Linked DNA regions of Homo sapiens: regions 1, 3 and 4 are each linked to region 2. Evidence: read pairs that join two places in POLR2A ChIA-PET (ENCODE). Cell type or tissue: MCF 10A. All regions are shown on one strand.

What was found. ChIA-PET counts read pairs that join two places held together with the same protein. Peaks named below come from ENCODE experiments on the same cell type or tissue, not always from the same donor. Only the 100,000 strongest peaks of a DNase experiment are listed, where the experiment ranks them.
Region 1: POLR2A ChIA-PET joins it to region 2 with 101 read pairs; 4 of 35 experiments call an interaction of 5 or more read pairs at or near these places.
Region 3: POLR2A ChIA-PET joins it to region 2 with 15 read pairs; 5 of 35 experiments call an interaction of 5 or more read pairs at or near these places.
Region 4: POLR2A ChIA-PET joins it to region 2 with 27 read pairs; 4 of 35 experiments call an interaction of 5 or more read pairs at or near these places.

The regions. Positions count from the first base shown.
Region 1 is chr1:214,436,693-214,441,692 of GRCh38, forward strand. All of the region lies in intron 3 of PTPN14 (protein tyrosine phosphatase non-receptor type 14), which reads right to left. Among named protein-coding and RNA genes, the nearest start is that of PTPN14, 110 kb to the right of the region's middle. RefSeq lists enhancers at 2,456-3,427, 2,742-3,081. In MCF 10A, no CTCF peak of the experiment used is centred here; DNase peaks (open chromatin) are centred at 2,949 and 4,679.
Region 2 is chr1:214,571,232-214,576,231 of GRCh38, forward strand. No RefSeq gene overlaps it. Among named protein-coding and RNA genes, the nearest start is that of PTPN14, 22 kb to the left of the region's middle. In MCF 10A, no CTCF peak of the experiment used is centred here; DNase peaks (open chromatin) are centred at 1,250, 2,320, 2,930 and 3,690.
Region 3 is chr1:214,453,160-214,458,159 of GRCh38, forward strand. All of the region lies in intron 2 of PTPN14 (protein tyrosine phosphatase non-receptor type 14), which reads right to left. Among named protein-coding and RNA genes, the nearest start is that of PTPN14, 96 kb to the right of the region's middle. In MCF 10A, no CTCF peak of the experiment used is centred here; a DNase peak (open chromatin) is centred at 2,022.
Region 4 is chr1:214,444,116-214,449,115 of GRCh38, forward strand. All of the region lies in intron 3 of PTPN14 (protein tyrosine phosphatase non-receptor type 14), which reads right to left. Among named protein-coding and RNA genes, the nearest start is that of PTPN14, 100 kb to the right of the region's middle. RefSeq lists an enhancer at 2,323-3,009. In MCF 10A, a CTCF peak has its summit at 4,620 (motif pointing left); DNase peaks (open chromatin) are centred at 1,996 and 3,046.

The sequences.
Region 1 (5,000 bases), 130 kb before region 2:
AGGAGAATCACTTGAACCCGGGAGGCGGAGGTTGCAGTGAGCCGAGATCGCACCATTGCACTCCAGCCTGGGCGACAGAGAAAGACTCCGTCTCAAAAAAAAAAAAAAAAAAAAAAAAAAAAGGTTTGTCAGAATATTAGCTCTCAGGATAATGCTTTTCAAGTACTCTTAACAAGAGTCAGCACATCACAAAATCATGGGTGTGCTTGTATGCATGCAAATGCAACACACAAAATCTCTCAATGTATATAGTAAGGAAGTAGTCACAGATGTCTGGAAAATTAAGATAACTGCTATCTAGAACCAAGCCTCTCTGTATTTTTTTTTTTTTTTACTTAAATATAGTGTACTTCTAGTTGGTAGTTGAAATCAAGTATTTCATGAACCAGTGCCAGAAATAATATTTTTTCAAATAACTGATAATGGAAAGAAATAATGTTTTCACAACCTTGAATTTTATTTGGCTGAAATTATTTTATTTTTTTCTTAATTTACCTATTATTTCATCTTACACTTACCTAAATGCAGTAAATATCAATAAATCAGACAGTGGCAAAAGAATTACTGAAATCCATATGTAGAATTCTCAGTTTTGCAAAATTCTCACTTTAAAAATTAAAATTCAATCTGTAACTTCAAAGCCTGCAGAAACAGTGGGAAGTTGTGTTTAAGGTTTTAGGGTCCTAGAGTAGTATAATTCAGGCCAGTTTTTATTATTCTTATAGGAATAATAAATTTAATAATAAATAAAGGATGCACAAAAGGCTAAATTCTTATGCAATAAATAGTATTTAATATATCCCCTAAACCTATTTAGGAGATGTATTACTCATTATATTATGCATAATCTATTGTGCATTACAGAAGTTGAACTACCTAGAAGGCTAAAATATTCTGAAAGAGAGGAAATACAATCAAACTGTACAAAATTGCTACAGAAGAACCTTGGATTCTCCATTCTGTTCCTTCTAGGATCCCCAGGAAGACGCCCACAATTTTTCTACTAAATAAGACCACGCCATCTATTCTCTAAATTCCTCAGCCTGAACCAAATGTTTTAAGCTTTGCAACTCTTTAATTCCTTCCCAGTTCCCCAAAATCCCCCCTGAGATTCTCCAACATCCATCTACTAACAGAAAAGACCAGCTACAGCTGAAAAGACATCAGGATACAGTTGTCTTCCATTTAACCAAACTTAAATGATAAGAATCACCCATGGCAATGATCAAAAACAGATTTTGATTCAGGGAGTCAGGACTGGGGTACAATAACCTACATATTTTTTAAAATGCCATAGGCAATACTGATGCACGTAGTGTGAAGACCACACTCAAAGAACCAACAGGCTCCCAATGTCTTATTTTTATTTTTTAAATAACTGTCACTCATCAGGAGTCTATCATCTCTTTAAATAATCTTTCACTGGAATCTGTTTATCTTTTCAGACTACAGTCTCTTCAAGTTACAAGTACTGTGAGATTACCATTGGGTCAGCCTGGCCCGTCCTGTGGCAGCCAACCTGGCTTCCCTGTTCTGAACAGCTGCTCTGACCATCTGGGAAGCTGTGAGGCAAGGCCCGCTTTATCCTGTCTCCTTGCTCGGGCCTGATAACCTTAGCCTTCCTACACTCGGCACAGGACAAAGCACCAGGCCGCGTCCTCTGCAGCAGATCTGCTCCCTCATATGGGACTGGAATGAGGGTGGGGAACCTCCCTGGGAATACATGTCTATGATAATAACACAAAATGTTTGCTTAAATTATTGTTTGCAATTCCACTTTTGGGAATTGCCTGAGGGAATTAGGGACAAATTTGAAGTTATCTTCAATAATATCAAATCATTTGTTTTGAGGGAGTAATTCTGAATTTTGGAAATCGCCAGTCAGTACAAAATTTGTACTCAGTAGAGTTTCTAGTAGGGTATGGTTTACAGTGATTTGGGTTTTACTAATCATTAATAATGTACGAAGCCTCACAGTGGCATTGTAATGTCTCAACCTGACTAGGCTGCACTCCATTTCCCAGAATGTTCTTCCCCTATGTTTCTGGTTAGTGTGGGTCACAGAGAATCTTCTGCCAGGTGACTGATACCAGCACAGCTCTCTGAGGGATGCAGCAGTTTCCTGCTACCTTCTAGTATATCTTTTCATTTAAAAAAAACAAATATTATTTGAAGACCTACTATATGCTAAGCACAATGGCAAATGCTTTCTGAACTCATCCTTACAATAGCTATGCTAGCATCATCTCCTGATTCTAAACACAAGAACTTAATTTTGGGGAGTTTACAGAGCCTGACCAAGAAACAAACACCAGAGAGTGAGGTCTTCAAGTCTGTTCTCCTTCTTTTTCCTTTTTTTCCCCCTACTTCCCACATTAATGTATGTTCTCCTTTGTAGTGTTTTTTTTATTGTTTTATTTCCAGCTATTATTTTCCTTGAAGATTAAACCAAAAAATACTAGTTCTTTGCTGATTCCAACAATCATTCAAAACATACAGAGCTCTAGCAGATACATAACTTGCTTCAAATTTTCCATCAGTATCCTCATCAGTAGCTATCTTTTCACAGTTGGCCATTTTATTTCAAGGATCCAAATTACCGACCTTTTTCATGTTTTCCTTAGTTAGACCTATGGGTTTCTCACATTAGTCACTGTCATAAACATCTATCTTTTCTACCTTCTTCAAAACATTTATGCTGGTCAAAAGCATTTGCTTCCAACATTGCTTCATCTCTGTGATTTTCTACTAAAGGACCATGTGTCTAACTCGCATTTCAGTTAAACTTACGTCAAAGTTGCTGGGATTTGCTCTGAATAACGGTAACTCATTTTTATGCTGGCAGCAAACGTCAGGCGAAATGTCTACTCACTCTCCCCAGCTGCAAGCACAAGATTGACGAGCTGACCTTGAGAGTTAGGAGGCTGTAAACCGAAACATGTTGCAACATGTCCCGCTATGATTACGCCTCCTCTGCTTTTACAAAGTACACCAGAAAGCAGTATCATTATTTGAGTCACACCTGGTAACTTGACACCTGCTGACACCTTTCTACTGTTTACTTGCAATGTCTCAATTTTCCACCCTTCTAAAGGACTCAGTGTCATCTGAAAGCTTGGCACTTTCACTATGTGCCCAGGGCTGGAGATCACTGATAAAGACGTTAAATAAAACCCATTTTAGTTCCACTCTCTACATAATGCTCGCTATTTAAAGGACTCACTCAAAGAAGTGCCTGTTTCCCTCTACCCTTTGTTTCTTCTGTCTGAACTACTTCCTTCTCTTTGACAAAACTCATCCCTTCCAATTCCACAGTGTGTCTTAGCTGTTACAGCTAAGGGGAGGGGAGGGGAGGATTGGCAAAGACTTTTTGAACGTTTAAATAAATCCTATCTATGGGCTCTCCCATGTCAGCATGCTTGGTTCACCTAAAACCATTCCAGAACCACCTTAAGAGCCAGGCTTGTCACTAAACAGCTGTGTGACTATGGGCAGAGTCCCTTTATCTGTCTGTTTCTCAGTTTCTTCATCTGTAAAACAAAGCAACTGGTCTCTGTGATTTATTGATATGTGGGGTCTCATATTTAGATATAAAACTCTATCATTCTGGTCTGTCTTGATATAAGGCAAAGGGCTCTTTCTCAAATAGGCTGTGTTTGTTTAAGATTTGAATGATGTCTTTATTGGCCTATAAGACGCTTGGTACTCTTTCTATGCATGAACCTTTTATGGGTAATCAGAGATGAGACAGATATTGTGAGCAATAAAGAGAGGAAATCTGAATAATTTGAGCCATGGCTCTGCAGTAGAAAGTTGACAGGGACATATAATCTAGCCCTCCGGAGTGATCTTTACACAGAAATAAAGTTTTCAAATGAGCACTTAGGGAAGTTATACTCTCACACTCAGCTCAACCACCTACAGTCTCTTATAGGCAGCTAAAGTGTTAATACAGCTGGACACTGAATGACATAAAATCAACTGGGTCAATGAAGAGATATGGGCTGACCCAAGTACTGAGATGCACTTCAAGTTATACAGAAAGTGCAAGTATCGGCAGTCAGGACCTAAATACCTACAAGGCCAGACAGGTCACAAGAATGTGTAAATGCTGCTGACTATTAACTCCCTAGGGAGTGGAGAACTAGGCCCAGTTAGACAGCACATGCCTCTCTGCAAGGCGTCCCAATTCAGTTCTTTCAAAAATGATCCTGGTGAAACAAAACCCACCTGAAGACCAGAATCAGCCCTCATAGTACTAGTTAATAATCTCTGATCTTACTGGTAGGTCAGCCCTCTGGATTTCTTTGTTGACTTTTTATGGAACTAAACTCCCTGTTACTCTGATAAAGCCAGTGAAGAAAGGCATGAACGGATGTATTTCTCTGGCAAAGTAATATAAAAGACTCCATTTATGTGATGACCTAAATCTACTCCACTTGTTAGAGAAAAAACTTCTGTTATTTAAAAAACAAACAGTTCTTTTTCAGGGTGCCCACTTTATAGAGTTCTAGTGAAGACTGAAAAAGATAATAATCTGAGATACTTAGCATAGCATCTTGCACATAAATGTTAGCTGCTACCATGACTACTACTGTTACATTATATCCGGTGATGGAACGCAACTACATTTTTCCACAGAACCACACAGAACTATAATATCCTCAGGCTGGGGAAGTTTTGAGGTTTTGGATTCTTGTGCTTTCTAGATTCTGCTGCTGCTCAGACACTGTAAGTTTCTTTAACGTGTGGATGTAGCACATCTGTCACTTCCTTCCTCTCCACCCACTCCACTCCAACTGAATGTCCCAATGCTGATATTCAGGAAAAAAGGTAGAGCAAACAATTATAAAACATCTATTCTTTGCACCTCTTCCAACGTCAAGATTTTTTTTAAAATCCATTTTTGAAATTGACACACCATTCTCAATCCCACCCATTGTAATGATACCCCTACAATCTTGAGAATCCTTTATGGGAAGCGGATGTCTCTTAAAAAT
Region 2 (5,000 bases):
CTCATCCATATTAAATAAGTGACATCTACAATCTTTGCACAGTGAAGGGATGAGGGAGAAACTAGTGGGGTTGTCAGTCATGTGAACCACTTGCTTTGCCTCCTTCTTCTGATAATGATCTTCCACCCAACTGATTGAACACTCAGGGTTGGGAGAAGGCAGGAGTGGTGACAGGATATTATCTTCAATTTGGTCTGCTTTTCTTATCTTTAGAAGTACCAACAGAAGGGAACAGAGGTTGAAATTAATGAGGTGGAAATGGGATTCTGAATTATCAGTGCATTTTAATCATCTCTGCTCACCCTTGCAGGTTGACTGTACTCAATTTCCTTTAGACTTCCCTAGGTAGAGAAGTCTACACTCATGAGAAAGAATAATTTCTGTCCTGGAAGCTCTATTCCCTGTATTATTTTTAAAGGAGATTTTAAAACTTAAGGAGGCCTCAGTAGAAAAACATTTCTACATTTGTTTCTTCGAAAAAGACTTTAAAACATCATTTGCCAATAGAGAAAGGGTTTTCCCTACTGTTTTTGGAGCACATTTCTGAAAAGTCCCTCTCCGTGAATCCTCTGCATATGTCCCTCAGAGAAGACGAATGTAAGTAGCATCATATGCCCTCGATGCACTGATTTCTTCCTTGGTTTGTCTTGTCCTGGTCAGAGAAATAGCTTCCATTCTTTTGGATTGCTTTTAAATTCTAATGTCAGAGAACTTCAGTAAAAACCAAATATGGGCCTAGGTTGACGTGCAACAGATTGAGAAGTTGAAATAACATATTGCCTGGACGCAACAGCTGTGAAAAGTCCGTCAGTTAGATTCTGCGGGTACGGTAAACAATGATAAAAGTCAGGCAGAGAGATCATAAAATTATGATTTTTTTTAAAGAAAAAAGTAAAGCCAGGAAAGAAAAGGCCTTTGTCTCTAGTTGACCAGCTAGCCCAAAGCTTCTACCAGAAATAGTGAAAACTGTAGTAACTTGAAGTTGGCTTACAGAGAGGAGACTGCCATGTGAGTTGAGGCTTTTTAGAGGACCTGGGCTGGGCCTGGAAGGAGGTGAAGGGCTGGGTTCAAGAGAGGTGGGGAAAGAGAATTCCAAGCAGGGTGTGAAAGAAGGCATAAAAGTCAGGATGAACACAGTGGTGGTGATGGAGAACTGGGGAAGGGTCAGAAGGTTCAGGTAGGGAATGCCCTCCCCAAGGGAGGGGCTGCCTCAGAGGAGACAGCTATAAGCCTCCTCTTCTCTGAAAGAGGGGCAGGAACAGGCCTCAGCGTGCCTGGGTAGTGGCCTGCGCTGGTTCTTTCTGGCAGAAAGCCTTCATTAAGAACTTTTGAACTGTCAAGGAAATTAGTCCCCAATTCAGCTGAGTTAAAATTCAGCTCCCCCTGTCCCTCCACCTGCCCTATCCCCATTACCTAATTTCAAGATTCTGTCCTTTCACCATAAGATCTTTAAAACTGCTGAAGTGATGGGGCAGAAAAGAAAATGTGAACTGTTTTTCCTAAGCAATTAATTTGAGCCTGCTATTTGAATAACTACTGTTCTAGTATTCTCTCAACTTGTTTTCCACTTAAATTTCAAAGCAGACTCATAGCTACTCCAGACAAGGACCAGTTCTGGAATTCTACCTCCCTCTCTTCCTGTTTTTCTCTCTCTCTCTCACACACACACACACACACACACACACACACACACACACACACACTGCTGGCATTACAACCTATCCCACTCACCCACGGTTTCTAGTAGGTTCTGACCTAGGATCCATTTAATATAGCACTAGCTGGTGAAGGCAATGAAGGAAATCCTAGCATTTAACTTTCAGCTCATAAAAAACATATGTCCATGTATACAAGCTGCAAAGGAAAGCACAGAATTATCTTCTCACTTGGAAAAACTCTGCCATTTCCCCCATGAAAAAGAAAAACATGTTGGCCCAAGAATCTTGCCATCTTCTTCCTTTTCTTCCTCTTTCTCTTCCTCTCCCCACCCTCCATTCTTCTTATTTTTTCTTAGTTCTTGAAACCTACTAACAAGATTCCAGGTAATGTTTAAAGGTTTCCAGGTTTGTTTCTCAAGTGTTCTGAAACATTCCTTTTTGGGATGTACATGGGTGTGCGGATCTTTATTAGATATGATCTTTGCCCAAATGCCTCAGTCCATGCTCTGTTATCATCAAGTGAAATCCAAATCTCTGCGAAGAACTTTTTTTTTTTTTAATAACACCTGGCCTGGCACACAAAGCCTTAAGGGCTGAAAGCCATGGCAGATTCTCCAACTACAAGAATCAAACCATTCATCATCGTCTAGCCTTCACGTCTGCCAGCCAAGAAGGAACAGGAAGTTCGCTTGTGAGTTGCAGGAGTACGGAATGCGAAACTCCAAGCAGTTACTTGCTGTGGTTTTAAGTTTTTGTCTTGGAAGTTAAGAACAATGTGAACCTCTCTTCTAAATAGCATTCTAGTCAATAAATACCTACCTGGCACCTCAAGCCTTTGAAGTTGCTGCAGTCTGTACCTTAGCACAACATTTTAACACATATTAGTTTTTAAAGCAAATCTAATATGAGTACTAGTGTACAAATTGCCCATATTGCGTGGCTGATTAGGTTGCTATTTAAGACTGAGCAGATTAAATATCCTCTCTAAAAATTCTTAGTAGGCATTTTCAGCCTTTATGTATACATCAACAAGCTACCGCATAACATTTCTCATGGGTCACACTCGATTTATAGTTTACCAATTTATAGAGGGGTGTGGTGGGGTGGCAGTTTGAGAGGAAGGGTCTGGGCTTACCAGGGTTAACAAACATGTGCATTTCGACTATACGCTTGCTGGCAATCCAATTTAATAGCTCATTTTCAAATCCTTTCTTGGAAAAGGAATTCAGATTACATAATCATGAAAAACAAACCTGTTGCCACCCAGCATGAGCCAACATGTTACAGTACTTTATGGCCTAAGGTTATTAAGCCAGCACCCAGTTTCATGAGCCAGAGAGAAGATTGGGAACATTTAAAATCTATCAGCTTTGTTAAAGTTATGCTGCTTAGTAGAAATAACAGGCAATTCACCTTTCTTGAGTTCATAATACCTTAAGACCTTGGATTGATTAAATAGGCGCTTGTTTACTGCTAATGAGGGCTATATGATCATTAGCAACCTAGAAACCTACTGAGTAATTCTTTACATTAGCTCCTTTTAATGGGAAGACTACCTTGGCTATTCCTAGCTATCCTCAAGATTCCCATCAACTTTGTCTTTCACTGTGAAGCTTTCTTTTACATTGCACCATGGGCTGAGTGAAGTAATGAACTCTGATCTGGTATAACTGCCCACAAACATAAATTGTCTATTATTTCAACTGAAAAATCTCTGTGTTCTAGGTTTTTAAATTTTTCATTTTGGGTGCACTTGGAGATAAGACTGTGAACTCTACTTTAATCTACATTTCCTGGTTTAAGGGCCATATACAGATATTGTCCTAAAACTCCTGCTTCAAGTTTCCAAAGGAAATCTATTAACATCAGCTGTGGGTCTAGATAGGTGGTGAGACATGAAGAGTGGTTACTTTCTTACTTTAGACAGGTAACCAAAAAAGAATGCTTTTCTGCCCGAAGCAAGACATTGACCTAAATTTCTATTTTCAACACAGAAGTGAAAAAAAGAAAACAATCTGACTCATCAAATTAGGCAACAATCAACTCACCATATAACCTTTCCTGTGGTTAATATACCTTATGAACTTGCTATGAGGTATACAAATTGCCTCCATTCTTCCAGCAGAAATCATAGTTGATTAGATGACAAAACCTATGCAGAAGAGCAGGAGAGTAAGTACCAATAACTATCTTTTGTGTACTCACCATGTAGCGTGGTGCTAAGAGCTTTACACAAATTATTTCACATAATCCTCAGAACAACCCCCTTAGCTGGATAAGGGTGAAGCGAGGTTGAGTAATTTGCCCAACACCTCACAGCTAGCAAGTTGTAGTGCTGGGACCTGTCTTTGGTTTAATGCCTACACTCTAGGCTGTGCTACTTCCTGGTTATCAGACTACATAGGTATCTAGAAGGTAAAAAATCACTCCTCAACTGCTATGGCTAACAGGTCACCTTTACATATCCTGAATATATATTCTGTTTTATTTGACTTTCACTAAATAACAACTTTTCTCTGGTAATTAAAGAGTTGTTGGGCATGGTGGCTCAGGCCTGTAATCCCAGCACTTTGGGAGGCCAAGGAAAGTGGATCACCTGAGGTCAGGAGTTCGAGACCAGCCTGACCAACATGGAGAAACCCCATCTCCACTAAAAATACAAAATTAGCTGGGTGTGGTGGCACATGCCTGTAATCCCAGCTACTTGGGAGGCTGAGGCAGGATAATTGCTTGAGCCCAGGAGGCAGAGGTTGTGGTGAGCTGAGATCGTGCCATTGCACTCCAGCCTGGGCAACAAGAGTGAAACTCCATCTCAAAACAAACAAACAAACAAACAAACAAACAAAGAGTCATGCTAATCCGAAAAGTGTTGCTTCATTGTTTTTTAAAATATTGAAGTGTTAATGTTTTCTGGTTCTAGAATCTCAGAAGCAATTTCTCCCAGAAGGAACTATAGGGGTAATTTTATACCCCTTCTCTCTCTAGTACCAGCCAAGAGAGAAAAGCTGGGTTCCTTCAGCTGCTCCTCCTTCTCCAACTTTCAGCAAGCAAAAGAGATAGAAATATTGCCTCAGTTTATTTGTGGCTCATTTGCATTTCACCTTGTCCACTGAGCTCTAGGGTGGGTGATACAGTTTGGCTCTGTGTCCACACCCAAATCTCATCTTGAATTGTACTCTTGTATTTCCCACATGTTGTGGGAGGGACCTAGCGGGAGATAATTTGAATCATGGGGTGGTTTCCCCCATACTGTTCTTGTAGTGAGTAAATCTCACAAGATCTGATGGTTTTATCAGGGGTTTCTGTTTTTGCATCTTCCTCATTTTCTCTTGCTCTTGCCGC
Region 3 (5,000 bases), 120 kb before region 2:
TCCAAAGGACAAGTTCACATCAGAAATCTATGCATTTCTTGAGCAACAAAATGCCAACCAGAGCCAAGGTTATATTTCTATCAACTTAGACAAACTTACTTGGATGAATTCTGACCCTATTATTCATTTCCTAGCTCCACTGAGTCCATTAGTTGTTCCAACCTGAGTGATGACATAGAGGAAATGAAATGTGGCTGAATAGAAAGAAAACAGACTTGGAGGTCAGTCCATCTCCCATCTTTTGCACTCACTGTCTCAGTAACTTTACACAAGTCATTGAGCCTTCTAGACTCTCAGAGTTTTCTCCTCTGCAAAATGGAGATGATGGTTACAACTTTTGCCCACAGGCTCTGAGAGGTGTAAATGAGATAATGCCTGTCAATCACCTGCATGGCACATGGTAAGTAACTACATCATAAGTGGTACCTTCTATTGCTGCTGCGGCTGCACGACTACTACTCCTGTTACCACCACCACCACCACCATCGCCACCACCATCATCATCATCAGTAAATCAAAGCAGGTAAACCTCATAAATCTTTTTCATCAGCACTACTGACATCTCTGTGAACCAGAGAATCAGGAAACAGAGGTTATCTGGGAGTCAATGAGAAAAAGCAGGCAAAGGTAGAAGCTGGAACATCTACAAATAACATAAATATTTAAAAGATGTAAGGAAAAAAATCACAAAGCTATACCTCCACTAAGATTTTGAGGATCTCATGAGAGATGATATTGGGACACTGGAACATCACTCTGATGCTATCCTCTGAGATCTATGATGTAGGCTTAAGCTAACCTTAACATGAAGTCATTTGGGTATTCAATTCAAGAAACTTATCTGAAAAGGGTCCAAAGTAGCTCTGCATTATACTGAATTCCTGTATGGAACACAGGGCTGTATGAGGGTATTCCACGGTATTTTGGATGCCTAGGAGTGAGTCTCCATATAATAAATTATGTAATATATGTAATTAACATGCTATGCAGCAATTATTAAAGTTGGAAAAGAGCCCTTTTATAAGCATTAGTGGAGAAACAGAGGGCAACTTCACAATTGCTTAACAGGCTAACCATGATTTATCATCTTTCACTAAAAGTAGTTTTGACATTTGGGAGATATTTTTATGGTCCACACTTCATTCAAATTAGTAATATTCAAATTATAGAGGGCCACAGTAACTGCATAAATGTTCTACAATCGATTTTAAAAAACGGTTAAAATTTTTATTGCTTCTGTGTCTTGAAAGCTATTTTAAATTTCCTTTTCTCATTCCCATCCATCCAGATCATTAAACCAGACCTGACCTCCACCCCAGAAATCCCTCAGAGAAAGAATATTCCATGGAATATATACACACGAACATGTATGTGCACACATACAACACACACAAAATGCACACTACAGCTGCACATACACACACTCCTGTGCATACACACATATGGATATGTTGAGGAGGATGATGAGGTACAAGAGAAATGATAGTAAGGCAATAATCTTGAGCCAGAGCTCTAAATAACAAAGTAAACCACTTCTAATAGAAAAACCTAATTCATGGCATAAATTTATCACTGCTGTTGTACAGCACCTTCCAGAGGACACAGAATATTTCAGGGTGACTCACCAGGTAATTATCCAGTGAAATAATTACATAACTATGGAAGAAACGGGGTGTCCAGTGCAGGGCAGAATTGGGGGAGGCAGGTAATCTGGAGGACAGAGTTTGTATCTACTCACAGCCAGAACATCCTAACTTTAGAACTGTCAAATTCAGTTCTCTAGCAGGAAGAAAAGTCCATCCCCACCCTGATTTTTGAAGCTATGCCCAAAGTAACCTTTTCCATTCCCACCCTACTCCTCCCGTTCTTCCTCTAGCTATTTTCCTACTCTGGAGTAGAAAGACCCTGCCTTGAAAGTCCAATACAGCACATGTTTATTCTCCCACGTCTACACAGTGCCTCACAGGAAATGGAATCAGAGCCTAGGCTCTCATTTCAACTAGCATGTGCACCAATCAACTTCCTGTGTATTATCCAAGGAACTACTAATCCTGTCAAGCCCAGCTGAGACCCCACCAGGCTGGTTTGTGGTTAACTTGCCAATTTAAACTCTAGCTCAATTTTGAAAGCTGAGCTTAGCTGCTAAACATTGCCACATGGTTGAAGAAAGCATGGTGGATGATTGCAAATAGAAACCACCTTCTCCATGACACCAAGAGGATCCCATCATATTACCTGAGTAAATGCCTGAAATATCTGTTCTGTTTATATCTCAGGCACCAAAAGTAAGCCAGACTCATTTAATCCTCATGATACCTCCTCTGGGTGAGGTATGAATCCCATTTTATTGCTCCAGTTTTCTTAAGAAAACTAGAACACACAGCTCTGGTGCCATGAGTTCTGCAATAAGTTTACTGCAATGATGAGAAAAGAAGACAGAAGAGCCAGTCCTCAGACACAAGAACCACATCCCTGAACCACTTACAAAAAATGCACTACGATGAAACCAAGTAGGGAAAGCCACACTAAAATGTCATTTTTATGTGAGCAGCTTCCTCATTTATTTGGTTTGGTGTACTGCATTTTAACACAGGAAACATACATTTAAGCATATACTAAAAAATCGGCTAGTTTCTTCAGTGGCAGGTTGGTGTGTGGATACTACAGCGTCAAAATGTCCATCTTTTGGTATTATGGAAAGATTCTAGAGAATAAGGGCCCTTAAAAGTAGTTTTGAGGGCAGGGGACATTATGGGAACTCTCCGTACCTTTTGCTCAATCTTGCTGTGAAACTAAAACTGCTCTAAAGAAATAAAATCTATTAAAAAGTAGTTTGGGGTGGTTTTTATTTGTTTGTTCATTTATTTGTAAAGAGATGGTATAATCCCCCACCTTAGCTATTAAAAGGGAAATATTTTTTGAGGGTTTTGTTTTTCCAGTTTTGTGACAATGGCACAGACTAATGCTATTTGTAAGAGGTTTAGATGCAGTCTTGGCAATTACCAAGGATTAAAGCCATGATCTTATCTCAAGCATTTTGAAGAGTTACTCATCCAGAAGCAAAAGTTTAAAATATCTTGCATTAAGTTGTAATAGGTTGCCTATCTTACCCAATATTTCAGCTGTAAATTAAGAAATGGTGTGCTTCCACATAAAATATATGAATTACATATTATACAAGCACGAACAGTTTCACTGAGGCATGGAAAATACTTCAAAAGATGACTATAAGCAGACTCTGAAATAGCACTTCATGCAATTACATTCCAATGGCTTTGGAAAATAAGCCACTGTACATCAGTTGGATAACGGTAGAAAAGAACTTGTGTGTAATCAACCTCTACTCTGGGTAGGTCTGAGATTTCTATAACTGACACATCTATAATTAACAACTGCACCCTCTTCATTTTCCTAGCCAATCTCTTTATAAAAGTACATGAAAAGAAAATGCAGAGTAACACAGACCCAAGAAGCAAGTCCCATAGCCAAGAAAAACCACTCTTCTGAGACTGTACGACTCACCTAGAATACACAGAAAGATGAAGACGTACAAGTTAAGACTGGCGAATAGTTCACCCACAATCTCTATACCTAGAAAATGGAGATGCCGGTGCCATTACATTCTAGGATTGACATTAAGCTAATAATGTTTCACACTGTCATTTTTACAAAGACAAAAAGCAACACAAAACTTAAAGATGAGAAATCTCCCCCAGCAGTCTACTCTTCAGTCGATTCTTAATCAGCATTGATTATTTTAATCCTTTGCAAATACACATATATACTGACGTGATTAAACAAGCTATAAAATACAGCAGAATTCCACTATTATCTGCCAGGGCATGAGGTGTTGCATTTAATTGAGTACCCCCCAAATCCCACATAAATTATTAATTGCCAAAAGATTAGCATGAAATCAAACCACAGAAATATTCTTCATGTAAGTTAACTTTTATGTGATAATAGGAAATGCATGTTAAGTTTCTTATCTTTATAATCTCTAGTCATTATGAAAATAGCAAAATGTGGAAAATTTCTACTGTAGTGATAGCTTTGGGTAAAACAGCTTTTAGTAAAGATCAAAATATAAATTTGCAAAAGAAAAAGGGGATAAATTAGAGGATAAGGACTTACTCTTTGAAATGATTATAGTTTGGTTTTTAAAAGCTTTTTTACACTCTTTTAAAAACCAAGGCTCTTAGGCTTAGCCTTAGGAGAGAGCCGAGAGTTATGAAAGTCACCATTCTCCAGAGCGCTGGATTTCCTCACAGCAGTTCTCTACCTCAAATAGGGTTTACCAATGAACTGAAGGGTATCTCAGGTGCCTTTGTTATATCATTTATCCTTCTTCCACTTGTTAAGTTAAAAGTAGAGCCAAGGTTATTCTAGCATATTTTTACATTTTATTAGGATGCTTATACTCACTATTACCATTAAATGCCCCCTTTGCGTTTCTTAGAATAGCACTGTTCAGCAGAAATCAAATGTGAGTTACATATTTAATTTTAAATCTTCTAGAAGCCACATTGATTTAAAAGTACCAAAAGTGAAATTACTTTTAATAAATATTATTTAAAACACGTTCAAAATATCATTGCAACCTGTACTCAAACATACATATAATTAATGAGTATTTTAGTTTTCTCATACTATGTCTTCAAAATCTGATGTGTTTTTACACTTACCACACATTTCAGTTCAAAATAGCCACATTTCACGTGTTCCATAACCACATGTGGCTACCATATTGGACAGCACAACCTTAAATTAATCCTAGCTGTTCGAGGAACTGAAAGACTTTGCTATTTTAACTCAATATAAGATCACAGTTTCATCTATATCTATATCTATATCTATATCTATATCTATATCTATACCTAGAGAGAGAGAGAGAGATAGAGAGAGAGAGACAGAGAGATTCACTCTGTCACCCAGGCTGGAGTGCAGTAGTATGTTAATAGCTCACTGCAGCCTCATTCTCCCGAGCTCAAGGGATCCTC
Region 4 (5,000 bases), 130 kb before region 2:
ATCTCATTTTGGGAAGGTAATTCTTCTTCCCTCCAAGGTTGCACTGTTTATTACAGACAGCCATCTTCTCTCATCACATTGTACATTACATTAACCACACAGAATGTTTGAGATTAGATCCCAATGTCAACTGCATCTTAAAATATCTAAAATATCTGGCAGAAATAATTCCATTCTCAATAACCAACATAAAGAGAACAATTTCCCATTCACTAGCTGGAGCTGGCCAGGAGGAGAATTTGCTATTCTCAGCAAATTATATTATCCACAGGGAATTCATGCTTAATCTTAAGACTTGAAGGGAGTCCCTGTATCCCAGCCCACGGGTAGACTTTAAATATCCAGTAAAATGACATTTCAAAATAATAAAAGAACTAAAAGAACTGGAGGAACAAAATAAAGGGTGTTGTAAAAGGAAATGGAAATACTACCATAATTAGAGCTTTTAAAACAGACACTTTAAACACTGGTTGAACACTAACTTGTTTACAACAGCACACAAGGCAGATTGCAGGAGTCTAAGGGGGAAAAGTATTGGTATTTATAAGAAAGAAAATGTGAAGAAAGCTACTGTAAGGTCACTTCCTGAAACCTAGTTTAAGCACACACATGCACACACACAGAGAGACACACACATGCACACACCAAAACACCATTTTAACCCTTATGAAGATATACAGCTTCACTTAGTCTGGCTTTCCCATCAACATGCCATGGGCCCAAATACGTAACTGGAAAAAGGGGACCCCCATCATAGTTTAAAAATGCATTAACCTAACTCCCTTGTCACTCACTTCACACGCTGAAATGCACTTACCCTCTTTCTGGTACCTAAACAGCACAGCTTTAAATGTGGGTATTTATTCTCAGTTGGTTGAAAGACAACCTGTCCACTTGGTTCTTCCCAGACAGGAACTATCTTTAACATTTAAGAATGCTCCATGCAAGCCCATACAGAGATTAAGTATTTTAAAAATCCTCCTGGTGATAACTGCTAGGCAGTTTTACCTGGCTGACTAGAATACCCAGGACTTTGGAAGAACTGGGAGATGTACAATAGATCACTGATCCTAAGAGTAGGGGATACCCATAGCTGCTGAGAAGCACCGAAAACAGACATAGCATCCACCAGATAGAGGGTACTTGGAACAGGTCCTGTGGGCCTGATGTGTCTGCCAGATGTACGACAGTGTACTAAAATCATCCTTGGCAAATGGAATGACCGTGCTGGCTACAGCAGTAGTTGCACTCTGTCAATTCTGTAGAGTGCTCACCATTAATAGGGTGGACAGCCCCACCCAAACAGGCAGGCTACTAAGATGTCCTGGAAAAGTAGGAAATGTTATCTGACCTCATTAGGACAATTAGAAGCTCCTGTGCACTGTGCAACCATAACATTCAACAGTGAGTAATGCAAAGACAAACATGTTTTGGTTAAAAAAAAAAAAACCACAAAATTAAAAATTTTAGAAACCATGCATGCACTCAGCAACTTAGAAGTTTGTAGCCTAAATTCACTCTTCAAAAATTAAGTTTTCTTTTAAAAGTTTTCTCTTTAGTATTGAAGAAATTAAAGAGGGACTTCCATGCTTGAGGAAGACTTGGAAAAACCCCAGACCTAAACTAAAAGCAGTGATCTTGGCCAGCAATTTTCTGGCTTCCCCTTGCTATTATTAAGTATCCTTCTGTTTGAGTAAGAATTTATCCACCTCTCAGAAGCCATCTTTTTTCTTTCCGTGTCCAGAAAAATGTGAAAACCATGTGTTTATAATGAGCCTGTTGCTATGCAAATCATTAAAACACATTACAAAAATCTTTCCTTTGAGTCAGGAGAACATGCTGGGGAAGATGAACTGCTCAAGAGTCCCTTTGCTGGACAGAAAAGCTGGCAAAAAGGAATCTGAGAAGCAAAGCAAAATGGAAAAAATTACAGTGGTCCCATCCCTTGAGTCATTTTAACCAACAGGGGAAAACTAACATTTTCAAAGCCCCAAGGTAATAAATCTTACAGTTTGGGGTTAACAAACTCGGTGGTTCTTAATCTCTTTAAATCCTATGGTTTCATGACTCATCCCCCATCTGTCTACCAGAGTGTGTCCTTCTTTTCACTATTTTCTTTTAACATTTCTATAACAATATCAAGGGATTTCTTCTTTTTTCCTTTTATTTGTAGCCCTGTGTGTATTTTCCTTTTAATATATTTTGTTTTCTCATTCAATTAACACCTTAAAGTAGGGCCTGAGTTATCCATTTCTTATCCAACACAATCATAGTGTCTTGGCAGGTTTCCCTCACTTATGAAGGGACTTGCCCCTCAAAAGCCATATCTAGCAGATGAGACACAGTATGTCAAATTAATGTCAAAAAAAGCAGTGCCTCCTAATTTTCTAATTTAAACCAATTTGGACTTGATAATTTTAATAAAGCCAATCACTTTATTAAACAATTTGCAATCAATGTCACTCTCAAATTTTTGTTGTGTTGTTCTGAATACACTACTGACCTAAAAATTTCCATGGGTGTGATTCTCTGGGGACAACAAATTAAATAAACAGCTTTTAAATGTATTTTCCTTTGACTCCTATGTGTCTTGATATATATATGGGTTCATATACACAGCAAAAAAAAAAGGAAAACCCAACCAGAGTATTAATCTAGACTCTTTGTCCTTGTTCAGAGAGAAGAAATGGCTGGTCATGACTAATGCTATAGAACCTGTTCTCAAACAGAAGTAGCCAAACCATTGCAAACATGTGTTGGATGAAAACAAGTTTGGTTGGCTCCAGACAAAGGCTTATTTTTTTCAGCACAGATGGCTGAATGGTTGCCTCCTCCAACGGGTTGCCCGCAAATGAAAGACAGATTTCTATTTCTAATCTATGCAAATATCTTACTCTGCAGGGCATCACAAAGACTAACTGTTTTGTGTCAGACACTGCAGATCCCAGGTGCTCTCAGAGATGCCAAAGCCCATCTCCACCTGAGATGCCTGGTAACTGGGATAACAGCGGATGACTGGAGAGTTAGTCATTAACCCGCTCCTAATGAATGTTGTTGGGGCCTTCTGTGAAACATTCCTCTGGAATCCTGCCCCACCACCACTGCTTCCCCTTGGCTGAGCTGCCTGGAAGGCAGTTTCAATATTCAGTTCGGACCTCAGATGCTGCTAAAACCTCCCAAGAAGGCTGAGATTCCCAAAGGCTCTTAAGGACTGTAGCATTTTTCACCTTGTGTTGAGCACATCTGTCCATCTCCAACACCACACCGAGAAAACTCAAGCATTTAAAAATGTTATTCTGTCCAAACCAGATCTCCTTTATTCTCTAGTCCATAAGCCTACAACCTACGGCATGTCTTGCTGAATCACACCTGATCGTTGTTGGTGGCCCTCAACCTTCCCAAATAAATGTAATTCCTTTATTCTTTTCTTCCTAACAACTTTTCTTTGATTTCTTACATTTTTTTTTTCTCATGTTCCTCCATATTCCCAGCTTAAATCTTTTACTCACTCTGACACCCCTTGGCACATTCCAGTTTTAGGGCCCCTTGGAGGCAACAAAAATTTCTGCAATGCTGCAAACATACACACATACTCACGCACAGACAAAATGTTGCATGCTAATCCAACTCCTAACTTTCAACATTCTTTGCCATAAAGAGTTGGTTAGACCTGAAATCTACATAATTTAGTTCCAGCGCTTAAATCTAAAAATATCTTTCAAAGTTTAAAATTTTTTGTTAGTTTTTCTGATCAAATGTCAGCAACACAGTTTGCTTCAAAATCCTGTGTTGGAAAACACTTCTTTCCCTCCTTATCAACCTTCATCTGAAATAAACCAGGCTAATTAAGCAAAAAGAAATTCTAAAGAAAAAAGAAAAGTCCTTCCTAAATCCCACAGTTAATAACCACCACTACCAAAACTTTTTACTCTATACCTCCCTCTTTGAAATTTAAATACCTTTTGTTTTAGTCTATGAATGCAAACATTGACAGTCAAACAATGCAGCATTAAGTTTACTTCCTTGGAAAATCTAAAATTGTAAAGAGTTTTAGAGGTTAACTGATTCATTGATTCCTGAGGCTGGGTGAGTGTCAGAAACACCAGAGGAGTACTATTCATTTTCTCTTTTTTGAGATGGAATCTCGCTCTGTCGCCCAGGCTGGAGTGCAGTGGCGCGATCTCGGCTCACTGCAAGCTCCGCCTCCCAGGTTCACGCCATTCTCCTGCCTCAGACTCCCGCGTAGCTGGGACTACAGGTGCCCCCAACCAAGCCGGGCTAATTTTTTTTTTTTTTTTTTGTATTTTTTTAGTAGAGATCGGGTTTCACCATGTTAGCCAGGATGGTCTCGATCTCCTGACCTCGTGATCCGCCCGCCTCGGTCTCCCAAAGTGCTGGGATTACAGGCGTGAGCCACCGTGTGTCAGACACTGCCCGGCCTATTCATTTTAAACAATAACATCCTCTTGATTCTCAGCTCTAGACATTACAACCAGACTTCTGGTACAGCTCTAGAATCATATTTATAAGTGCTCCAGGTAACTATGATACAGCAGGCCCTGGTCTTTTGAGAACCACTGATCTATTCCAACATCCTACCCAATATGGTGGCTCCCTCTACAGGATACCACATGGGCTACCTGGTCCACGTGACAACATTCACAGAGACCAGTGCTCTCACCCTTTTGTAAGTCTTGTTCCATTTTTAGATGGCTTAGTTACTAGAAACTGTATTCCTACATTGAGCCAAATAGTCAAAGTTCTTTGGCTCCTTGGACTTCACTTACTTAGACCCTAATTTTGTGCTCCAGAACTGACAAAGAATTCCCCCTCCTACAACAGTCTGTAAATATCTAAAGGCAGCTACTACTGTGCCCTTGTAAGACTTAATTTTTCTTTTTTTTTTTTTGAGACGGAGTCTCACTCTTTCGCCCAAGCTGGACTGCAGTGGCGCTATCCCGGCTCACTGCAAGCTCCGCCTCTTGGGTTCATGCCATTCT